Linked DNA regions of Homo sapiens: region 2 is linked to region 1. Evidence: read pairs that join two places in POLR2A ChIA-PET (ENCODE). Cell type or tissue: PC-9. All regions are shown on one strand. Each heading gives the region's core, and the rest is flanking DNA. Links, peaks and the distances in the headings are about the cores only.

What was found. Peaks named below come from ENCODE experiments on the same cell type or tissue, not always from the same donor. Only the 100,000 strongest peaks of a DNase experiment are listed, where the experiment ranks them.
Region 2: POLR2A ChIA-PET joins it to region 1 with 10 read pairs; 2 of 35 experiments call an interaction of 5 or more read pairs at or near these places.

The regions. Positions count from the first base shown.
Region 1 is chr12:52,290,228-52,301,243 of GRCh38, reverse strand. The region is part of intron 2 of KRT86 (keratin 86); the gene reads right to left. KRT81 (keratin 81) reads left to right here and starts at 9,710. Exons shown (of 9, transcript NM_002281.4): 1 at 9,710-10,147; 2 at 10,958-11,016. The coding sequence starts at 9,779. In PC-9, for the core only: no CTCF peak of the experiment used is centred there; no DNase peak of the experiment used is centred there.
Region 2 is chr12:52,429,992-52,441,007 of GRCh38, reverse strand. KRT75 (keratin 75) reads left to right here and starts at 6,637. Exons shown (of 9, transcript NM_004693.3): 1 at 6,637-7,201; 2 at 7,756-7,970; 3 at 8,942-9,002; 4 at 9,370-9,465; 5 at 10,303-10,467. The coding sequence starts at 6,704. RefSeq lists an enhancer at 3,280-3,782. In PC-9, for the core only: no CTCF peak of the experiment used is centred there; DNase peaks (open chromatin) are centred at 4,747 and 5,687; H3K27ac peaks cover 2,850 bases.

The DNA of each region.
Region 1 (11,016 bases), core at 1,780-9,779:
CTGGTGCACACACACATACACACACAAACTCACACACAATGCACTCACATGCTGGCCTTCCTACTCACAACCCCCCCTCTCTCTTTCACATACACACTCACACACACAATGCTTTCACATGCTGGCCTTTCTACCCACCATCTCACACACACACACACACTCACAGGTCCTCACCTGCACATTCAACTAGCATGTAGACTAGTCCTCAGGCCACCTTATTAGGTCATATTGGCCAGCCTCGGCTGAGAGGAGGCATTCCCTCCCTCAGAGTGTCCCATGCGGCCTCAGGAGCACACACTAGCCCACTGGCCCCAGGAAAGCACAATTACCTCCCACAAGGCCCTAGACAAGGATTGAATGTCTGGATGTCCTCTCAGGCCTCTGTGTAACCTCCAGGGCCTAGAAGGTCTGGGATGAGCACCACTGTTATGCATCTATACAGTATCTGGCTCAGAATATGAGATCAAATAGAGCCACATGAGGAGAGCATCCAGCCCCTGCCATCATCCCCTGAGTCCCTGCTGCTTTCTGCACTATACTCCTTGAAACTCCTGCACAGAAGTTTGTCAGTACCCTTGGCAGGTGCCAGAGAACAGATCTATATTTGTATGTGCCATCCATCCAGTGTGAATAGTGTGGGTCTTAAACTCACAAAGGCTGGGTAGGAACCAAGGCTCTGCCCTGAGTACCCCTGTGTGATCTAGGGGAAGGCACTTGACTCTCCTGGGAAATAGGTTAAGGCTTTCCCTCCTACTACTGCCTTAGAGTTACAGAAATGTGTACATGCTCAGTGGACTCCAGAGCACAGAGCAGATGGGCTTCATTACAATCATTAGGAAGCGGTGGGCTCAGGGGCAGTGTTTATTCAGAATTCATGTTCTGACCCACTAATTGAACCAACCAGAATTTTATTTTAATGAAATTGATTATGAGAAAATCAAATAGAGTAGAATAGACCAGAAAATAGCAGATTGCACCTTATGTCATGGGAATAACTTGTTACATGCCCTTTTTGTTTCAGTTGTATGGCCTATGTATATGTATGTGCATACTCAGTCACCATGTAAAATTATTTCTTATTATAGTTGCAGCAGAAAAGTTGAAATATCTATTTCTCACTGTATACAAAAACCAAATTAAAATGGATTAAAGACTTAAATATAAGACCTCAGACTATGAAACTACTAGAAGAAAACATTGAGGAAATGCTTAGGGCATTGACCTGGACAAAGATTTCTTGATTGAGACCTCAAAACCAAAGGCAACCAAAGCAAAAAATGGGCAAATGGGATCACATCGAGCTAAAAGAACTTCTGCACACCAAAGGAAACAATCAACAAGTTGAAGAAATGACCTACAGAATGGAAGAAATATTTGCAAACTATTCAACTGACAAGGAATTCGTAGCTGCAATATATAAGGAACTCAAACAACTCAATAGCAAGTAAACCAAATAATCTGATTTTAAAATGGGCAAAAGATCTGAATAGACATTTCTCAAAAGAAGACATATACATGACCAACAGGTATATTGAAAATGCTCAACATATCATCAAAGAAATACAAATCAATACCACAATAAGATTATCATCTCAACCCAATTAAAATGACTTTTATCAAAAAGACAAAAAAATTATGGATGCTGGCAAGGATGTGGAGAAAGGGGAACACTTGTACACTGCTAGTGGGATGTAAGTTACTACAGCCACTATGGAAAACAGTATGGAGTGTCCTCCAAAAGCTAAAAATAGAACCACCAGGTGATCCAGCAATCCCACTACTAGGTATACATCCAAAAGAAAGAAAATTCTTATATCAAAGAGATGTCTGCACTCCCACGTTTATTGCAGCGCTATTCACAATAGCCAAGATTTGGAATCAAACTAAGTGTCCATCAATGGATGAATAAAGAAAGTATGTTACAGATACACAATGGAATATTATTCAGCCATAAAAAGGAATGAAATCCTGTCATTTGCAACAACATGGATGGAACTGGAGGACATTATGTTAGGGAAAATAATTGAGGTACAGAAAGACAAATTTCAGATGTTCTTACACATATGCGAGAGCTAAAAAAATTGATCTCATCAGATAGAGAGTAGAATGATGGTTACCAGAGGCTGGGAAGGGTAATGGGGAGGGGAAGATAAAGACGTGTTAATGAGTACAAAAATACAGTTAGATAACAGAAATGAGATCTAGTGTTCAGTAGCACAATAGAATGACTATAGTTAATCATTTATTGTGTATTTCAAAATAACTAAAGGAGTAGGCTTGGAATGATCCCAACACAAAGAAATAATAAATGTTTGAGGTGATGGATATTCCAAGTACTCTGATTTGATCAGTACACAGTTTATGCTTATCTCAAAATATCTTATGTAGCCCATAAACATGTATAACTATTATGTACCCATAAAAAGAAAACATTAAAATAAATAAATAAATAAATAAAAAGTTTGAATACATGGCATATTAGTTAAGCACACAGACTCAGATTCCAAACTGCCTCGTTTCGAATTCTAGCTCTGCCACTCTCTAGCTGTGTAAACTCAGGCAATTACTTAGCCTCTATGTACCTCATTTCATGATTTCTAAAATGAAGATAATAATAGTACCCACCTCATAAAGTTGTAAAGATTAAAAGAGTTAATCCATGTAAATCACTGAGAACTAAGCCTGGCACACTCTAAGTGTGTAATCATATTAGTTGTTGTTGTTGTTGCTGCTGATGCTGCTGCTGCAGACGTATCAACAGCATTGATGGGATATACTCATCCACATGCCTAAGCCATCTGTGTCCAGTTTTCATTAACCGCCTTATCTTAAAGAACTTGTAGAAGGATTAAATGAAATAATGCATGGACAATGTTTAACAGCAGCTGGCACATAGAAAATGCTCAATAAATGTTATCTACTATATTCTACAGTGGGAGCCAGTCCAAGGGGCAGAGGATCTGAGAAGTTTGGCCATGGTTACTCCATTTGTCCTCGAAAAGAACCCCAAAACACATGCCCCTCCTTCAATCTCTGCTCCAGCCTGATTGCCTCAGAGAAGGTCCAAAGAGAATCTCTTCTCTTTGGCAAAGGAACACACCACCAATCCTTGGGTAACCATACTACTGGATGAGAAGAGAGGCTTGGATAATCTAAAAATTCTGTAATCTGTGAATAATTCATAAGTGTGTATTTATTATTTGGACTTAACAGACCATCAGAAATCCTCAGTCATAAATTAAATGATGGCACACTCACTCATCTTTATTTTTGCCTGATCCTAAAACCTCCTGATTGGTCAGTAGCCAGAGGATTTCATGAGGTTGAGGATGGGGGATATGGACTTGATAATTCATCCAAGTATAATGGTGCTCCAATGAGAGCAAGAGAAGGCAAGCTTTCATTGCAGATGGACAAATGGAAGTTGGAGTTGAGGAAGAACTTGCCAGAAGACAAGTAGTCATTACTTTCTAAAGGAGCTTGCATTATCTCTTCCATTTAGGGAGGCTTTAAGTAAAAGAAAGACACTTCTTATTCTGCAGTGGCCACCATTTTTGTGGAGACAAGGTGAACCAAAAGACCTTCAGATCTGGAGATCAGAATCTCTTCTTTTAGCCCAAGTGGACCTTTATTTCAAGGGGCACTTGTAAAGAATGGGCAAATTAGGTGGTTTTAACATTAGAAAGTTCTTGTTCAGTGCTCCCTTCGGTTCATTCTGCTCCCTGGAGGGTATTATAAGGCAGACTCCTCAAGATAGTTGATCGCTTAGACTAGACAACATTTTCCAGATGGGGGACTCGGGGATTTTGTGACTGATATTTCCTAGCTCTATGCTCAATCCTGTCTTAATTTTGGAGGGAAGGAGGCATTAAGAGGAGGAAGGAAACATGGGTTCTGGAGCTCCCAGTCTGGTAGAGCATATCCAAATTCATGAGAAAGGCCAGAAGTCTAAAGAGGGCTACTTTTCATACATACTGTCAGATACTGAGGCATGCAATGACTGCTGACAGTGTCCTTTCTGGGACAATGTGCAATTGCAGCTAGTCTGATGGGAAAGGCAAGAAAGGCTCCCTGGAAAGGGTGAGGACAAGCTTTAGGCAAAAGGCGGGCAGGACAGTGTTGATGAGAAGATGTGCATGGAAGCATTTCACACAGTGACAGACAATGAGACAGGGCTAGTGGGTGGACAACAGGTGATCCTGTGGGCCCTTGCAGGAGTGGAGAGGATCATGAGATACTGTGACAGCGGAGAGAGAGGGAGAATGCCGGTTGAGGCACAGCCCTCATAAGCAGGGACAGTGTCGTCCCTGAGACTCTGCTACACAGCTGTGGGCTGGAAGGCAGCCTGTAGGCTCTACATCTGGAGCATCTGCATGCTGGGCTTACAGGTCTCCAGAGGGCCATGCCCTTACTAACCTTGCAGCTGGCTCATGCTTTCTACTCATAGAAAGCAGGTGCAGGCCAGGGTCCAGTGAAGGAAGTTGAGAGGTAGTGGAGTGGCTGCTTACACAACACCTGGGATGTTGAGATGTTGATAATGGAATTGACCTCAGGCCAGTTGGGTGGGTGATTGGGGAGAGCCCAAGTCAGAGCCCTGCCTTCTCAGCCAAGAGAGCCCAGGACGCTGGCCAATTATCCATCAGAACTCACCAGAGAGGAGTCCCACTGGACAAAGGGCCAGAAGGCCCCTGTAAGATGCCTGGGTGGGGCTGGAGCCTGACTCAAAAGCTCCACCCTGGTAACATTCATCCCACTAACCAGCTGGGTGCCTGCACCTCCCTCGCCCCATGTCCCTGCCCTGTGAGGGTTCATTACTATAAATCTGGAACTACAGTGCCCACCTCTTCCAGTGGGCCTACACACACTTTCCCTTGGTGCTGTGCTGCTTCCCCCATCCACCTCCTCCTCCTCTGCTCTTTCATCCCTGGAGTGACCCTTCCACCATACTTCCCAGATCTTCTCCCATTTTTCCTCCACTGTCCTCCAGTTTCCTCCTCTTCCTGACTATCTCCTAAGATCTCTCCCTCATTTTCTTCTCCACCCATGCAGCACTCTCCTTCTCTTCTTCTAAGTCACCCTGAGAATAATAGTCTAAGACCAAGTATTTCTTTCTCCCTCTTTTCCTAGAAATCTCCTCTGATTTGCTTCTCTCTTTCCTTCTCCAATCCGACACCTGGTCTCTACTCTGCCCCAAGGCCTTCAAGATCCTTGTTCTCATTGGCTGACTTTCCCCACCACCCCCTTATAGCCCAAGCCAAGGACTTTGCTTGGTTGAAGGACACATCTCACTCACTTCATTCATCCTTCAGGCCCCAGCAAGGAAGGTCACCCCTCTCCACCCCCACCCCCAGGAATAGCCACATCATCTGCTTCATGTGTCCCCACCCTATCCTACCACAAAGCTTTGCACAATAAACCACCAAGCTTTGATGGCTCCATTACTCAGCACTTAATATGCAGCTGGTATTCTTTTCATTCATTCAAAAAATATTTATTGAGCACCTACTATGTGACAAGCCCTTGGAATATATCCACGAAGAAAACATTTGTACACACTGATGTGCTGCAGGGTTTCCATTTTTGTTCATTATCTGGGTATGTGTCTCTGCTTTTCTCTTAATACTGGAAGCTTGCCAAGAACAAGGGTGAGCTCTCCTATACTCTCTGGCCCTGAACCCTGAGAGCAACCTGCAGGGCCCTGCAGAGGGCATGGGGCAAGATGAGTGTTTGTGTTTTTATGTTATGTACAAACACCAGCTACTGTGTGATACTTATTACTGATGGCCGATGGTGTACAGAAGGGAGTGCAATGGGACAAACGCATCCCTTCCTTTGGGATCAGACACACAGGCTCTGGGTTCCAGTTCTGCTACTAACATGCAACCTGAGCCTTAACCTCCCTAGACCTCAGTGTCCTCATCTATAAAACGAGAATAATAACACCAACCTCAGAGGGCAACTGTAAAAATTAAATGAGTTAATGCATGTTGGACTCTTAAAATAGTATCTAGTGTGGTATAAGATGAACATCAAAAGATTTTATTATTAAGTTTGGAAGAATAGTCATAAAATAGCTTTCTACATGAAACATCTACTACTGACATAACTTTAAAAAAAATAGCCACATACCCCAGAAAAACTCTTGCATAAATGCACCAGAAGACATGAGAAAGGATGTTCATAGCAGCTCTGTTCAATCTACAGAACTCTGGAAACAACCTTGTGGCTATCGAGGTAGAAAGGCAAATAAACTGTGGTATAGCCATGCAATGAGTGCAATCCACAGTGAAAATGAACACAGGACAGCTACAGGAAGCAACATTTAATGAAAGAAACCAGATGCACAAGGATCCATGCAACATGAGTCCATTTATGTGAAGTTCAAAAGCTGGAAAAAGAAACAATATGTCATTGCAAGATGGGTGCATTGGTTCTAAAACTGTAAGAAAAGCAAAGGAATAATTAAACACAAAATGCAAGAGAGGAGTCACCCTAGGCCAGGAAGGAGTAGGGTACAATCAGAACAAGGTACATAGGAAGCTCCTGAAATACACACATGTTCTATTTTTTCCTATAAGTGGTAGGTATTGCTACAGATCTAACCACCTATGCATTTTTTGTGTTGAAATATTTCACAATAAAAATAATTGTTATCTCCACAAAGTTAAAATCTATCCTCTTTACCTTGCCAGAGCCAAGACCATAGAGTGGAGATTCTGCCATCTTCCCTCCCCTCCTCCCTGCCACCTTCCCTCCCCTCCTCCCTTCCCCATGACAAGGTTTTTTCACTCTGAAGAAAACAAGTTGAATGTCCTTTTAGGTCTTCAAAAATTAGCAGCAATTAATTCCTGAAGTTTAATGAAATGGTGTCACATTTGAATTTTTCATATTCTTACATCTTTAAAATTGCTTAGTAAGGACCAGCCATTAGTAATTAGCTTGTGTTTATACATGTTGTTTTTATAAGGAGTTATACTGGTAGAAAAGGTGAAGTGTGGATGAGATGTACTTTGACTCACAGTGCTCCTCAGGACACCCAACCGCTGGTTTACTGGGGACATCACTGCTCAATTGTGAGCAGTGCCCCAAATTCCAGATGAGGGTACAAAGAGCTTCAGAAGTGCTGGCCCAGCAGCCCTGAACTCACAAAGGGACAGCAGGTGCCATACTCTTCTCTGGGGTGACCAGATAGCTCAACACAGTCTGTGACCTCCCACATTTGTCCTGCACAAGGCCACACTCTGAATGTTTTGCACAGATACCCTGAGAGCCCTATTCTCTTCTATTTTTTTCCTCTCCTCTCTTTTCCCATCAATCCTGCTTCTGTTCTCATTCCCTAAGTCTACTCTGCCTGCCTTTGCCCTTGAAGCATAGCAGCTCCAGGGGGCTATAAGCCAGGCCATTTCACTTCTCTTTTCTTCTCCTCAATTTAATGCAAACCTCTGTACTTTACGAGCTAATTTTTCTAGGACCTGCTCTATTGGAGTGGGGGGTGGTTCACTGGGTAAGTAGAACATAGTACAGTCTATCAAAGTATTGCCATATACCAGAGGTATGCAAATAACTAAAACTGATGTTTTCCACCCCGTCCTTCAATTCTTAGCCACGGGGTGCTGCACATCTAACTCATACTCCTTCCCAGCCCCCAAGTAGCCTCACATCGCCGTGTGTCCCTAAATGACCCCTCATGGTTCTAACCATCCCAATCCACTCTGACTCTGCCCGTCTTCCTTAGATGGACTCTCTCACACCCTAAATTCACAGATACTCCCCTGTAAACAACTTTCACTACCCTCTTGAACTTATCCAAAGATTAGGAAGTCAAGGGGTTGTCACAGCTTATAAGTGAGAAGGCAATGCAACTCCTGGCTCCATCACTTACCAGCTGGGAGACTTCGGGCAAGTTATTTAACCTCCCTGACCCTTGGTTTCCTCATCAGTAAAATGGGGATAATGGCACATACTTCATATGATTGATGTGAGAATTAGAGATCATTTACGATATATAATGATGATCACATAGTAGGTGACCAATTAAAAAGAAACATATTCTTATCAAACTAAGATCCATGTTTCTCTACACAGTTCTTTCTAATTCTAATTCTCTATACAGTTTTTCCTAATACAGGGGGAAATGTACTGAAGTGATCCAACCTCCATCTCCTGGGTTCAAGCAATTCTCCTGCCTTAGCCTCCCATGTAGCTGGGAATACAGGCACGTGCCACCATAACGGGCTAATTTTTGTATTTGTAGTAGAGACGGGGTTTCACCATCTCTGGTCTTAAACTCCTCCACTGAGGCTGGTCTTGAACTCCTGACCTCAGGTGATCCACCCCCCTCAGACTCCCAAAGTGCTGGGATTACAGGTATGAGCCACTGCGCCCAGCTGTGATTCAATTTAGCATCACCAATCTGACATTTTATGCTTCCTGGGGTGATATAATAAGAGTTACACAGCATATTTTATGAAGTATTCTGTCCCAACAATGTTTAATTTAAACCTAATCCAGCCTCTAGCCCAGTGCTGTCCAACAGAATTTTATGTGAAAATAAACAATAAATAAAATAAAAATAAATAATAAAGAAGTGTTCTTTATATGCACTGTCTAATAAGGTAGGCACTACTTACAGGTAGCTGCTGAGGACTCAAAATGTGGATAGTGCAACTGAATAACTAGATTTTTAACTTATTTAGTTTTTACTAACTTAAATTTAAGTAGCCACATCTGCCTATTGTCTACCAAATTGGACATCCCAGCTCAAGATTTACTTTCTAATTTATAGAAAATACAAGGGCTAGAGCCACAAATTAAATTATGTAAAATGTAGTTTTAAAATCCTTAGGACAGTTAGGAAAATTGAATCTGAGATGAATAGTAAGTGGTGCTTTGGAATTATTGTTAATTTTCCTGAATAAGAAAATAGTACTCTCCTTATTCTTAAGAAATTCCTGCTGATGTATTTAAGGGTGACATGCCATGCTTTCTGCCACTCAAATAATTGGGCAACTGTGAAAGCAAATATGGTATAATGTTAACTGTTGAATCGGGGTAAACAGGTGGAGCATCAATGCATGTGTGTTGTATTATTCCAATTTTCCTCAATATTTGAAAGCTTTCATCATAAAAAAGATAAAAGACAAATATTTAATAATCTGCTGACTGTTCCCATGGTAGGAAAAGTGAGATGGTTTTCAGCTGCCAACTGAAAAATCTGGAGATGGGGAAATCCAGATTTGTGTTTCAGGAGCACTTTAGCCACAGCTGTGATGGAAATGAGAGATGGTATTTATTAATGCCTCAGCCTTTCCTGAAACCCCTCTCCCCACATCACACTTAACACACAGGTCTCCTCCTCCCAGTTTCTCCCAGCACCTGGCCTCCCTTCTCTTCCCCTCGCCAGGCTCTACTCCTCCTTCTCGTCCTCTCCTCTGCCTTCCCCTTCCCTCCCCAATGCCTGCAGATGAAGGAATGCCCTGCTGGCAAGACACTTTGAAGATGAAACATGCTGACTCCCCCAGAGCCCAAGACTGACATCTTTTACAAAGAAGAGGGTGCAGGCCACTCCCCCATTAAAGCACATTCTGGAGAGGCGTTAGACCCGGCTAACCACCCAAGCCCATAAAGCGCAAATTGCCCCAACATCATCTTCACAGCCAAGCCCCTTCAGAATCTGCGCATAAATAGGGCTGCGGTGCCCTGAGGAGCACATTGGAGTTTCCATCAGGACTCCAGGTCCCCTATCCTGTCCTCTGCAACCCAAACGTCCAGGAGGATCATGACCTGCGGATCAGGATTTGGTGGGCGCGCCTTCAGCTGCATCTCGGCCTGCGGGCCGCGGCCCGGCCGCTGCTGCATCACCGCCGCCCCCTACCGTGGCATCTCCTGCTACCGCGGCCTCACCGGGGGCTTCGGCAGCCACAGCGTGTGCGGAGGCTTTCGGGCCGGCTCCTGCGGACGCAGCTTCGGCTACCGCTCCGGGGGCGTGTGCGGGCCCAGTCCCCCATGCATCACCACCGTGTCGGTCAACGAGAGCCTCCTCACGCCCCTCAACCTGGAGATCGACCCCAACGCGCAGTGCGTGAAGCAGGAGGAGAAGGAGCAGATCAAGTCCCTCAACAGCAGGTTCGCGGCCTTCATCGACAAGGTGGGTGTCCTGGATCACACCCTTCCTGAACCCCCACCACCTACACAGCCAGGGCCGGGCACTAAGGATGGAGTCAGAGGCACAAAGACCTCTGCCTGCCTGAGATCCCAGTCTGATGGGCGAGGCACACAGACACACAGACAGACAGACACATGCACAGACACACACACACAGGCACTCAAGATGCAGACTCAGCTGACAGTTCAGATAGAGGGAGCTTGTGAAGGAAAAGTGTGGCCAGGCTGCTCTGGGGCACAAGCTAGACATCAGGGAGTTGGGGGAGGGGGGCATGTGACCACTGCTGCTGAACTCAGAGGGGTTTGGGCAGCCCCAGGGTGAGAGAGTAGGGTGCACTGACTTCCAGATGACACAGGGGAAGGGCTGGGACAGCTGAGCTCCCTTCCAGATGGCCTGTGACACCCTCTTCCTGGCACCATCCCCAGAAACCTCATCTGTGATCTGAACCTGAGTACTCTGCCTGTGTGGGTTGCTGATCACCTAGTTTCATAGTGAGGGACTGAGCCTCCACTTCTGTTCATCTGCTTGGGTTGGGGGGGGGGGGTCACTCAACTCCCCAGGGAGCAGGCACTGACACCACCCAGCCCTTGCTCCACTCCTGAGTGGGAAATCTAGACACAGATCATGACCAGGAAATCCAGAAATTGTCTGTCTCCCACTGCCCACCTCTACTCAATCTCAGATAAGCTCCAGATTTGGGGGTTCCCATTAAAGCACCTCCCCTGCGAGCCCCCAGAGCTGGCTTTGGGGCACCAGACACCATCTGCCCCACCTTCCCACACCGAATGGCAGGTGCGCTTCCTGGAGCAGCAGAACAAACTGCTGGAGACAAAGCTGCAGTTCTACCAGAA
Region 2 (11,016 bases), core at 1,382-9,381, 140 kb before region 1:
GACAAGGCAGGAATGCATTCAGTGATCCCATCTGAAGTGTCTGTGGGTGGATCCACTCTGATTTATCCCTGGGAAATGTTTAGACCCAACCAGCTACCTCAGCCTCACCTCCTGTGCTTAGCGCTGCTTCCCGCCATGCTACTGTGTGTGCCCGAGATGGGGCATCTGGAGCCAGCAGGAGAGCAAGGATCCTCTGAAGCCCTCAAGGCCCATCCAGAGACTGCATCACTCACAGTCTGAATTTCATTGTTTTTTTTTATTTTTGAGACAGGGTTTCACTCTATCACCCAGGACGGAGTGCAGTAGCACAATCACAACTCACTGCAGCTTCAACCTCCCAGGGCTCAAGCCATCCTCCCACTTCAGCCTCCTGTGTAGCTGGGACTACAGGCGCACACCACCATGCCCAGCTAATTTTTGTATTTTTTGTAGAGATGGGGTTTTGCCATGTTGCCCAGGTTGGTCTCAAACTCCCGGGCTCAATCGATCTGCCCACCTCGGCCTCCCAAAGTGCCAGAATTACAAGCGTGAGCCATTGTGCCCGGCGTATATTTTTAAATTCTGTTATATACCATTTTACATGATGTCTGCTTCACATGTGTCGGTTCTATCTTCCCCACAGCCCAAGCCCCTAGTGGGCGGAACTCATGGAGAACACTTAACCATCTGCTCCAGCACACAGATCAGTGTGGCACGGGGCAAACACTGTTCTGGGGGACAGGAGACAACTGTCCTATTGCAGTTTTACTCTAAGGTTCCTCTCAGGCTCTGGGCCTCACACTCCTCATCCATGAAATATGGGATCTGTATGATGTGTGCTTTCTGAGCTCTTTTGGAGTTGCAGTGAACAGCAAAGGCCTGGCCACCAGGCTGCATGGCCACAGCCTGGCCACCAATGGGGTGATGGCCTCCCAGGTATCATGAGCTCCCCGTGCACACCCTGCACCTACCCCTAAAGTGACAACCTCTCTTAATGACTCACTTCCTTGTCACCATGCTGGGACTGTGCCTCCCTCACTGCTGTATCCCAGTGCTTCACGTGCCATAGGTCCCCAGCCAATACTTCTTGAAAGAATAAATGCTGAGCAAAGGCAGCTTGTTTGAAGGCTCAGGTCAGCTATGTCTCTCAGATGTAACTGGGAGAGGAAAGGGGGCTGGCAAGCAAGAAAGAGGGAAGACTTTTCAGAATGTCCAAGTTTTCAGTGTGCAAGAGACACTGAGGCAGTGCCAAGCCCAGCACGAGGGTGAGGCTGCCGCTTTCAGCTCGGACTTCCCATCAGGTGACAAACACCCCCAAGCCTCCACAGCAACCACCAGACCCTGTGACACTGGGGAGGTTTCAGCAGCATCCCGCGGCGTGCCAGGATCACCAGCCCCTGAGCCTGCACCCACAGGCTGGAACTCCATGCCAGTGTTCACCAGGCTGGTTTCTAGGTCCTGCGCTCCTCAGTTCAGAGAGGGCCTCTGGGTCCCTACCCCGAGGAAGAGCTGGAGCAGCATCCCATTTCTTCCCACTTTCCCTCCCTGCAGTTTCCCTGTGTGGCAGCTTCTCCCCAGCACAAGCCACAGAGAGACTTTGTGGAGGAAGCATCCTAACCCTGGGAACAAACGAGGCCATTAAAGTGGCTGAAGAAGCCAAACACAGTGGCTCACACTTGTAGTCCCAGTACTTTGGGAAGCCAAGGTAGGAGGATAGCTTGAGCCCGGGAGGTTGAGGCTGCAGTGAGCCGTAATTGTGCCACAGCACTCCAGACCCTGTCTCAAAAACAAGAACAAAAAGCAAAAAACAAACAAACAAAAAGGTTGGAGATGAATGGCCAAGATACACCTGGAATTCTTCAGTCTCCTGTCAGGGTGCCCTGGGAGGGCCCCTGAGAGGCTGGCATCTCACCAACACCCTCCTTCGAGGAGGGCCCCACCTGTGCCTCTCAGGCAACAGGGAGGTTTCTTGCTGTGCTCTCTAACATGGAGAAGCCTCAGGGCTAATGTGGGGCAGCAGAAGGGATCAGGAGTTCTGGCCCAGCTACCAAACAGCTGTGTGGCCTTCGACAGTTCTTCTCTCCTCTCTGACCCCAGTTTCCTCATCTCTAGGGCTCCTCCAGGCTTTAAAGACTAATTCTGCTCCTTCACTTCTGTATCCTGACACACCCAGGCAGCACCACACTCTTGCAGATTGCTGTTTTGTGAATGTTCTGAAGACATATGTGTCTGTGTGTCTACCTTGTACATGCACACCTGTTGGGTGTGTCTGAAGGGCTGGATTACGGAGGGACAGGACAGTTTCATCACACTTTCTTAAGCCTGAGTTTGAATAAAAACAGCACACCACTTTCCTGCTGAAATGGACTGAGAGGGGAGGTTGTCTGCCTACCTGCACAGGCTCTACGTCTGCCCATCAAATTTGGGCCCATGTGAAGTGGCTGTTGAGTTGGCAGTGGGCAGGAGCGGATCAGGTGAGTGTGGCCATTTGCAAGCAGATGTCCAAAGTCCTGCACCTTGGCAGTTTGTTCAGATCAGCTGGCACCTGTAGTGCCCTTTGGGGAGCAATTATTGCTTCTGACTACAGGCACAAAGGGGGCTGTAAGGTGGAAGATCTGAGGCAGGCTGGGCAGTGCCTATTAGACACACCAAACATTGAGGAAGTGCGGCCACCCCAGCACAAATAGTGAAGACGGCAAAGCATTTCTGGCCAGCATGTCTCAGGTGCCATCACAACAGAATTACCTTCTCCACACTCGGCCCCTGGAGTGTCCACAACAGAATTACCTTCTCCACACTCGGCCCCTGGAGTGTCCACAACAGAATTACCTTCTCCACACTCGGCCCCTGGAGTGTCCACAACAGAATTACCTTCTCCACACTCGGCCCCTGGGAGTGTCAGCTGGGAGACCCGGATTGTGTCTGCCCCTCCAAATCACCTCTGCTCCCCTCCTCTTTCCATATAAACTCCAGGAGGGAAGGGAGTTGTGGCTGCTTTCTTCACTGCTGTATCTCCTGTGCTAGAACAGCGAGTGCCTGGCATATTATAGATGCTAATAAATAGTTACTCACTAAAGCCAGGACTCCACAGAGAGTAGGAGAAGTCTGGGAAGTCTAGCAGTCGAGGAATCGGGGGCAGGTGGCTGTGGCCTAAGTCCTCAGATGCTGCGCCCAGGCCCCTGGTTCTATGATTCAGGCCAGCCTGCTCTAGGGAGGTAACCCCTGCTGCCCCATGGTCTTTAGCCCTGGTGGCCCCGCCCTGGCCCTGGCCTGGCTGGAAGCCAAAGCTCCCTGGGGCATTCCCCACTCCTCATCTGTGGAAGAGGCATCCCCCACCCACTTCCTCTCCTCCTCCACAGCCCTGATCGCCACCTGGCCCCATGTCCTGGGATCCACCACCTGCGAAGGACGTTAGTGTTCCTCCCAGGATAACAGAGATCACCCTGAGCAGGATGGGCGGAGAACAGGGAAATTGAAGAGTTTTCCTCTCCCAGCCTCACGCACCAGAGCACAAACCATGGCCCCTGAATCCAGCACTTCTCCAAACTCAAGAAAACTCCTCTCAGATAGACCCAATAACACAGAGATGGAGAGGGCTGCAGAAAGACTGGAGAACAGAAAGGAATGTGTAGTTCTTCTTTAAATTAGACAGCCTGAATCACACAGACTTCTGCCACAATTCTATCTGGGGTGGCTAGGAGGCTAGTCAGAGCTGGGAGGAAAACGCCCAACCCTCAGAAGTGGACCAACACTCGTACCACCAGAAAACGAAGACATCAAAGGGCATGCCAGACACAGGCATTCCAGGCAAACAGCGTTAAGGGGTAGTGCTGGGCCCAGTTCACCTTCGATGACTTCTTAGGGATAAGTTGTAAGCAGAATTACAAAGAGGTTAAAAACAAAACAAAAATGTCAGAAAGCGAAGAAGTTGTTAACAATCCTTGAGTTTTGAGATTTTTAAAAGGGTGGTGACACAAGTTGTCAGGGAAGCCAGGTGTCCCAGGCACTCTTCTAGATATTGACCACCAGGATAAAGGTCACTGTGCAGGTCAAAGGTCACAGAAGAGGGAGTGGAGGAGGAAGGGAGGTGAACGATCTTTCTATTTCAATCTAACTCGGCAAAGCCTGTGAGTAAGACCGTCTAGCTTCAGAAACAACAGTCCTGGAAAAACTAGAGGGGAAGGAGGAAAAGAATAAATGAGCAGCCCCAGGCAAGAGGTGATGGCTGAGAAAAACCAGAATGGAAACAGAATGAGATGAAGTGCCTGGGAAGAGGGCTCCAGCAGGGGACATGGGAAAGAAAGGAATGGCTGGGAGGGAAGGCAGCCTGGAGCCTGCTTCCCACGTGGGAAGCATGGTGAGAGAAGGCTGGGGACCTCCCTTCCCGTGGGCATGCTGGCCCAGCCACTCACCACGCCTGGACCCTCCAAGACCTTTGTTTTGTGGAAAGCTCTGCAAGCGTTTGCTCAGTATGGCTCAGGAAACAAGTGTCCTTTCTTCTGGGGGCCAGATTATCATGCAATGAAGAGTACAGAAAACAAACATAATTATTCTTTCCACTTGAGAACCATGCACCACCCTGGCTGGGGTTGGCAACGGAACCAGGTGAAGGAACTCCTCTGCTCTTCCTGGCCTGTATCAACACAAGCTATGATTCATATCTTTCCTGTGGAAACTGAGACTCCCAAATAATCTCTAGATGGGGGAGAGGCTTACCCCCGGGCCTCAGTCCCAAGGAGGAAACAGTTTAGAGAACAAAGAACTACCGCTCCAAGTGCCAAGCTGCCATTCCAGGCAGGTGAGAACATCTGCCAAATGGTCGGTTACCAGTGTGCCCCTAAAAGGACACCTGTGTGGAAAGACCATGGAATCTGGCTCTGCTTCTTGTGGGTCTGTCTGACTAGTTAACCATTCTGGGCTCAATGCCCTCATCCACGAAATGGAGACTGAATGCTGATTAATTCCTCTCTTACTCTCCCAGGCTTCAAAACCACAGCAAGAAGAAAGCAGGCAGCAAGATAAAAGAAGATTCAGGCCAGGCGCGGTGGCTTAAGCCCGTAATCTCAGTACTTTGGGAGGCCAAAGAGGATGGATGACTTGAGCTCAAGAGTTCAAGACTAGCCTGAGCAAAATGTCGACACCCAGTTTTTACAAAATAGTAAAAAAATTAGAGAGGCATGGTGGAGCATGCCTGTAGTCCCAGCTACTCAGGAAGCTGAGGTGGGATGATCACCTGAGCCCAGGAGGTGGCGGTTGCAGTGAGCCGAGATTGAGCTGCTGCACTCCAGCCTGGGTGACAGAGTGAGACCCTGTCTCAAGGCAGAAAAAAAAAGAAGATTCAGCAATGTTTTGGTTTGACTCTTCCCATGGTAGAGATGGGGCAATGAGTTGCAGAACAGAGAGATGAGGTGCCTTGAAGTCTTCTTTGCGGTTTGTAGACTAATATAGAATGTAGGGCACAGTCTACAAGGTTAACAGGAGAAACAGGGAAGGAACGAATCCTCTGCTAGGTGCAGCTGTTGGAGCTCTTTTGATGAAGGACTGGAGAGCTAGGAATTCTTGGTCCTCAGGAGGAGGAGGAAACTGCCTGGGAGACTTCTGGGATAGGCAGCCTCAAATGCAGCTTGGAGGTGATGATTCATGGTACACCATCTTGTACAGTTTTATCTTCCCAACAGGACCATGAGCTTGTTGAAGATAAATAATGTGCATTGTGTTTCTTTTGAATTCCCACAGGACTAGTCACAGGATGGACATGGTTGGCACTTCCTTAATATTACTTGATTGTATCAGAAAGAGGGGAGCCTCAATAGACATTTACTCAGCACTTACATATACCGGGCATTGCGAAAGTTTTCACATGTGAATATTCATTACAAACCCCATTTTACAGACATGAAAGTTGAGGCACAGAAAAGTTTCATGGCTTGCTCAAGGTCCCACAACTATGAGCAGGTCTGAGATTCAAACCCGAGTCTTTCTCCTCTCACAACCTCTCTTCCCAGGAGACAGAGCACTGGCTGGCCTTGAGAGTCACATTATATTGCAGTGGGCAGGGCACAGGCACACATACACTCCAGAAAACCATGTGTGACCTACACAATAGACACGGAAGCTTAAGAGCAGAATAAAGGGGCAATCAAAATGGGGTGGATTCCTAAGGAAGATGATTACAGAGCGCGACCTTCAAGGTTTGGAAAGACAGCTTGATGGGGCTTGGGGAACCAGGCAGTAGGTGCTGAGAAAATGCTTAGGGAATAGGAAGCACCCCAAGGAAACAGTGAAGTGTAGTGGCTTGTATTAACACAAGATGTTTGGACAGGACGGAGTTGGTCCCAGGCCTAAGAAAGCGGTTTAGAAATGAGGCAGTGTTTGCTGAGTCCTTTACAAGATGCATCATTAGCACATGACGGAAAGCAATTAACTTGCTTCTTACTCATATGCTGATCAAGTTGCAACTGGAAAGGAGTTTGCACGTTGTGGGGAGGGGGTGCCAGGGAACCAGCCAGTGGCCCTTACACCATTTCCCGAGGGATGCCGAGTGTGAGCTCAGGGTTGGCGGATGCCCAGGGAATGCCATCAGAAGGCCCTCTCCACTAGCAGTGCCCCGCCCCCACAGGATGCTCATAAAAGCCACGAGACCAGGGCTCTCCAGCCACCTGTCTTCTCCACTGCCTGTACCAGCCCACCTCAGGTGCCTTCTCGCCGGCCTTCCTCACCCACCATGTCTCGGCAGTCCTCCATCACCTTCCAGTCTGGCAGCCGCAGGGGCTTCAGCACCACCTCGGCCATCACCCCGGCAGCTGGCCGCTCCCGCTTCAGCTCTGTCTCTGTGGCCCGCTCTGCAGCAGGGAGTGGGGGCCTGGGAAGGATCAGCAGTGCTGGGGCCAGCTTTGGAAGCCGCAGCCTCTACAACCTGGGGGGTGCCAAGCGGGTCTCCATCAATGGGTGTGGCAGCAGCTGCCGAAGTGGCTTTGGTGGCAGGGCCAGCAACAGGTTTGGAGTCAACAGTGGATTTGGCTATGGGGGTGGAGTTGGAGGAGGCTTCAGTGGCCCCAGCTTCCCCGTGTGTCCCCCTGGAGGCATCCAAGAGGTCACTGTCAACCAGAGTCTCCTGACTCCTCTTCACCTGCAAATCGACCCCACCATCCAGCGGGTGCGGGCCGAGGAGCGCGAGCAGATCAAGACCCTCAACAATAAGTTCGCCTCCTTCATCGACAAGGTAAGCAGGGGCTTCATCCACCCCCTTGGGTTTGGGATCAAATAAACTCTTGGAAGGGCCATCCCATGGGGGGAGAGCAATAATGCAATGACCCCACTGTGGGAATGAGCACTGTTCAGCACGGGCTCCCAGGGGCTGAGACCCTTCCAAGTCAGGCCAGCTTGCCCCACAGGACCTGGTAGAAATTTCCTCTCTTTCGGAGCCACATGGGCTGGTTCAGTCAACACCAAGGGAAGAGTTTTGTTGATTCTCTACAGGAGAGTTGCTGCTCAGCAAACTACCCTAACCCAGAGTAGGTGGTGTTGAGAAACTTAACCCAAGAGCAGCTCCCCAACAGAAGCCTCTAGGCCCCACCACCCGAATCCTATGCAAGCCCTAGGGAACTTTGCGGTAGCTCCATGGACTGCCTCCTTTTGGGTTGGAGTTGTCAGTTACATTATTGTCAATGGGTGCCAAGTGAAAAAAATATCTTTTTCTTCTCTCCCTTATTAATAGGAGTGTCTAACTCTGCCTCTCCAACTTCTCAAGGTTTCATTCTCTCTTCTTCCCTCCAGGTGAGGTTCTTGGAGCAGCAGAACAAGGTCCTGGAGACCAAGTGGGCCCTCCTGCAGGAGCAGGGCTCCAGGACTGTGAGGCAGAACCTAGAGCCCCTCTTTGATTCCTATACCAGTGAGCTCCGACGGCAGCTGGAAAGCATCACCACCGAGAGGGGCAGGCTTGAAGCTGAACTGAGGAACATGCAGGATGTTGTGGAAGATTTCAAAGTCAGGTAAGTGGGAGACTGGCTTCTGGCCACACACAGCCATCTGAAGGCTCCTTTGTGTGAGGACCAGAGAGGTGCAAAGGAGCAAATGCCGATATCAGCCGGGAGCTTTGGAACTGCAGCCTTTATCCTGCAAGGTGGAGACAGCACTGTGTGGGGTAGCACAAGGACCTTCATCTTGTGTATTGCTATGAAGATCCTATTCCTATTTGTTCACATGACTGCAAAGGGATATCAACATCATCCGACAAAATATTGCTACTCACTCTAGAAATCATAATGTAATTTCACAGTCAGCATATTGTTTAATTCCATTGGACATGGGCTCAATTATTGAGATGGTTTGCATTTCCAGGATGGCATTCACTGTAGAGTGAAGAGAGGTAACAAGGAAGAGTTTAAAGGAGGGCAATCTGACTTTTCTTGTGGGGGGAAACTTTTGACTGCACATCATCCAGGCTGCAGTAGGTGAGGTATCCAGTGGAAAGGGATTTGGTCCAGACTAACCCATTAGCCAGCTTGCCCTTATTTCTAAGCTTGAGCTACCCCTAGTTACAAAAAGCATATTTCTCAGGGGCCACCCTGAGGTTCAGTGAAAATATATCAAAATCTACCCGAAACAGCCTGCTGAACAGATAAAGTTTACTCCACGATTTCGGTAGACACTTGAGGTGGAAAAACATTTTAGATTAGCATTGCATATCTATCAAAAGATGGAGTTGCATAAGTATATTTTTGTATTCCTTTAAGTTCCATGCTCACCTTCTACTCTTAGAAAAGTTTATTAAAAACTAGCAGAAGAAATTATCCCCCTTTTATGGAGGGAGAAATAGAGGTTAAATGAATCACCCAAAGTCATGCCCAGGTCAGCAGAAGAGCTGGAAATGATTTGAGGGCTCTTAACTCTTGCTACACCAGCCTGGAAAGAGTTCAATGCAGACTTGCTCAACAGCACACCCCCCGCTCTGTCCTTATAGGTACGAAGATGAAATTAACAAGCGCACAGCTGCTGAGAATGAATTTGTAGCCCTGAAAAAGGTGAGTGGGGATGTTTCTCTCAAAGGAGAAGGTTTAAAATGGAATCTGGAGTGTGGGGTAACCTGACCTCTGACCCTTGGGCCACCCAAGAAATGTCACATCAACCTTGAGAATATCTGCAGAGTTCAAACCTCCCAACATGTTCCCTCTACGTTGATGGCCCCATTAGCCCTACTTGGGTTTCTGTGAGCTCAGGGAATTCAAGCCCCCAGTTCTCCGTAATTACCCATCCCCAACCCCAAATCACCCAGACCCAGAGTTTTCTAAAATCCAAACTAGATGGGCTGGGGAGAAATCTGCTCAGCTTCTTTTGGACTAGATACTTGGGGCTGCAGACTCAAAGGAGCATCCTGCGCTGTCATTCCAGGACGTAGATGCTGCCTATATGAACAAGGTGGAGCTGGAAGCCAAGGTCAAATCTCTGCCCGAGGAGATCAACTTCATCCACTCAGTCTTTGATGCAGTAAGAGTCTGCAAGTATTTCTGTCTCTCCTAGGTCTGGAGCCTGGAAAGAAAAGGATGATGCATTGTGCCATTCATTCATTCAGTGCCTCTGCCCAGCATCTTGCTTGGATACTTCAAGCTGGGGCTTGGGTGGTAGGGGGACCAGGGAGAACCACTTGGAGCCTTGTCATACTAAACTACCCCAGCTCTGATGCTTCTCCCCCGAACTCCCTTATCCCATGGCAGGACAACATCTAACAAGGAGAGAGTACTGATTCCCAAATTCTAGGACACTGGGTAATTTCCCAAGGAATCAACACATACCTGCTCCCTTCCCCTTCCCTGAAAAGTATTAAAAAAAAAAAAAGGCAAGCTGTCCCTCAGCTCATTGGTCAGGGGGCTTCCTACCCTTTGAAGATGCCTCATTCTGGGCGCTACCCCTCCAAAGGCAGAGACCTGGGTCTGTGGAAAGGGAGAGAGAGGTAGAAAGTGATGGAGTCACACTGTGCAGGGGGAAGCAGTGTCCCAGATGTCCCCAATGCTCTTAAAGAAGCCGTTTATGTTGGCATACTGAACAGACACGTGTCACATTCAAATCTATGTAATTCCAATTCAGAGGATGCTTACCCACCCTCATGCCTGGGGAAAGCACACAGATGGGAGCCTTGAGAAGTAAGGCTGGGAAAGATTTTCACCACACTGATCTTTTGGGATGAATGGGAATACCTAGGGAATAGCTGGGAGAATCTGCCAGGAATACCAAGGAAAGGATTCCTGACCTAGATGGGTAGTTAACCACGAAGATTTAAGATTCTTCATCTTATGCCTTGGTGATGCTGAGTTTACTGCCCTGCAGGAGCTGTCCCAGTTGCAGACCCAGGTCGGTGACACATCCGTGGTGCTGTCCATGGACAACAACCGCAACCTGGACCTGGATAGTATCATCGCCGAGGTCAAAGCACAATACGAGGACATTGCCAACCGCAGCCGGGCCGAGGCTGAGTCCTGGTACCAGACCAAGGTGAGCATGGACACCTCCATGAGAGGTTCCAGGGTTAGTGTTCTCTGAGGCTCCACATTATCACTTAACTCAGCCTCAGGAAACGTGTGAGCACATTCGTTTATTTCAACTTAGCAGGCATGTCTTTGATGCTATGACAACTTAGCTTGAAATGCATGTGGAAACCGAACCAGACACACTAATACATGGTCAGCCCAATGCTGGGAGCTCAGGACATCCACTGGCCCCACATTCCTCAAGATCTGGGTGGGAGCAGGGTGAGACACCAGGACAACCGAGACACAGTCATGAAGCAGTTTCTAAAAGGCTTATTTATTCTCTATATATTTTCTGAGCTCCTGCTGTATGCCAATCAGGGTTACAGGGTTGCAAATAAATAAACTGCAAACAGAGAACCCAAGCTCTGGGAGGCCATGAAGTGAATGGACAATCATGGAAGGGAAAAGATAGCATGAATAAAAAGCTTCCAGGAAGACATGGGGGCTTTGTACAGTTGGGAAGCCATGAGGGACAAAAGATTGCTGAGGAGTGGGGAGAGGTTTAAGGCTG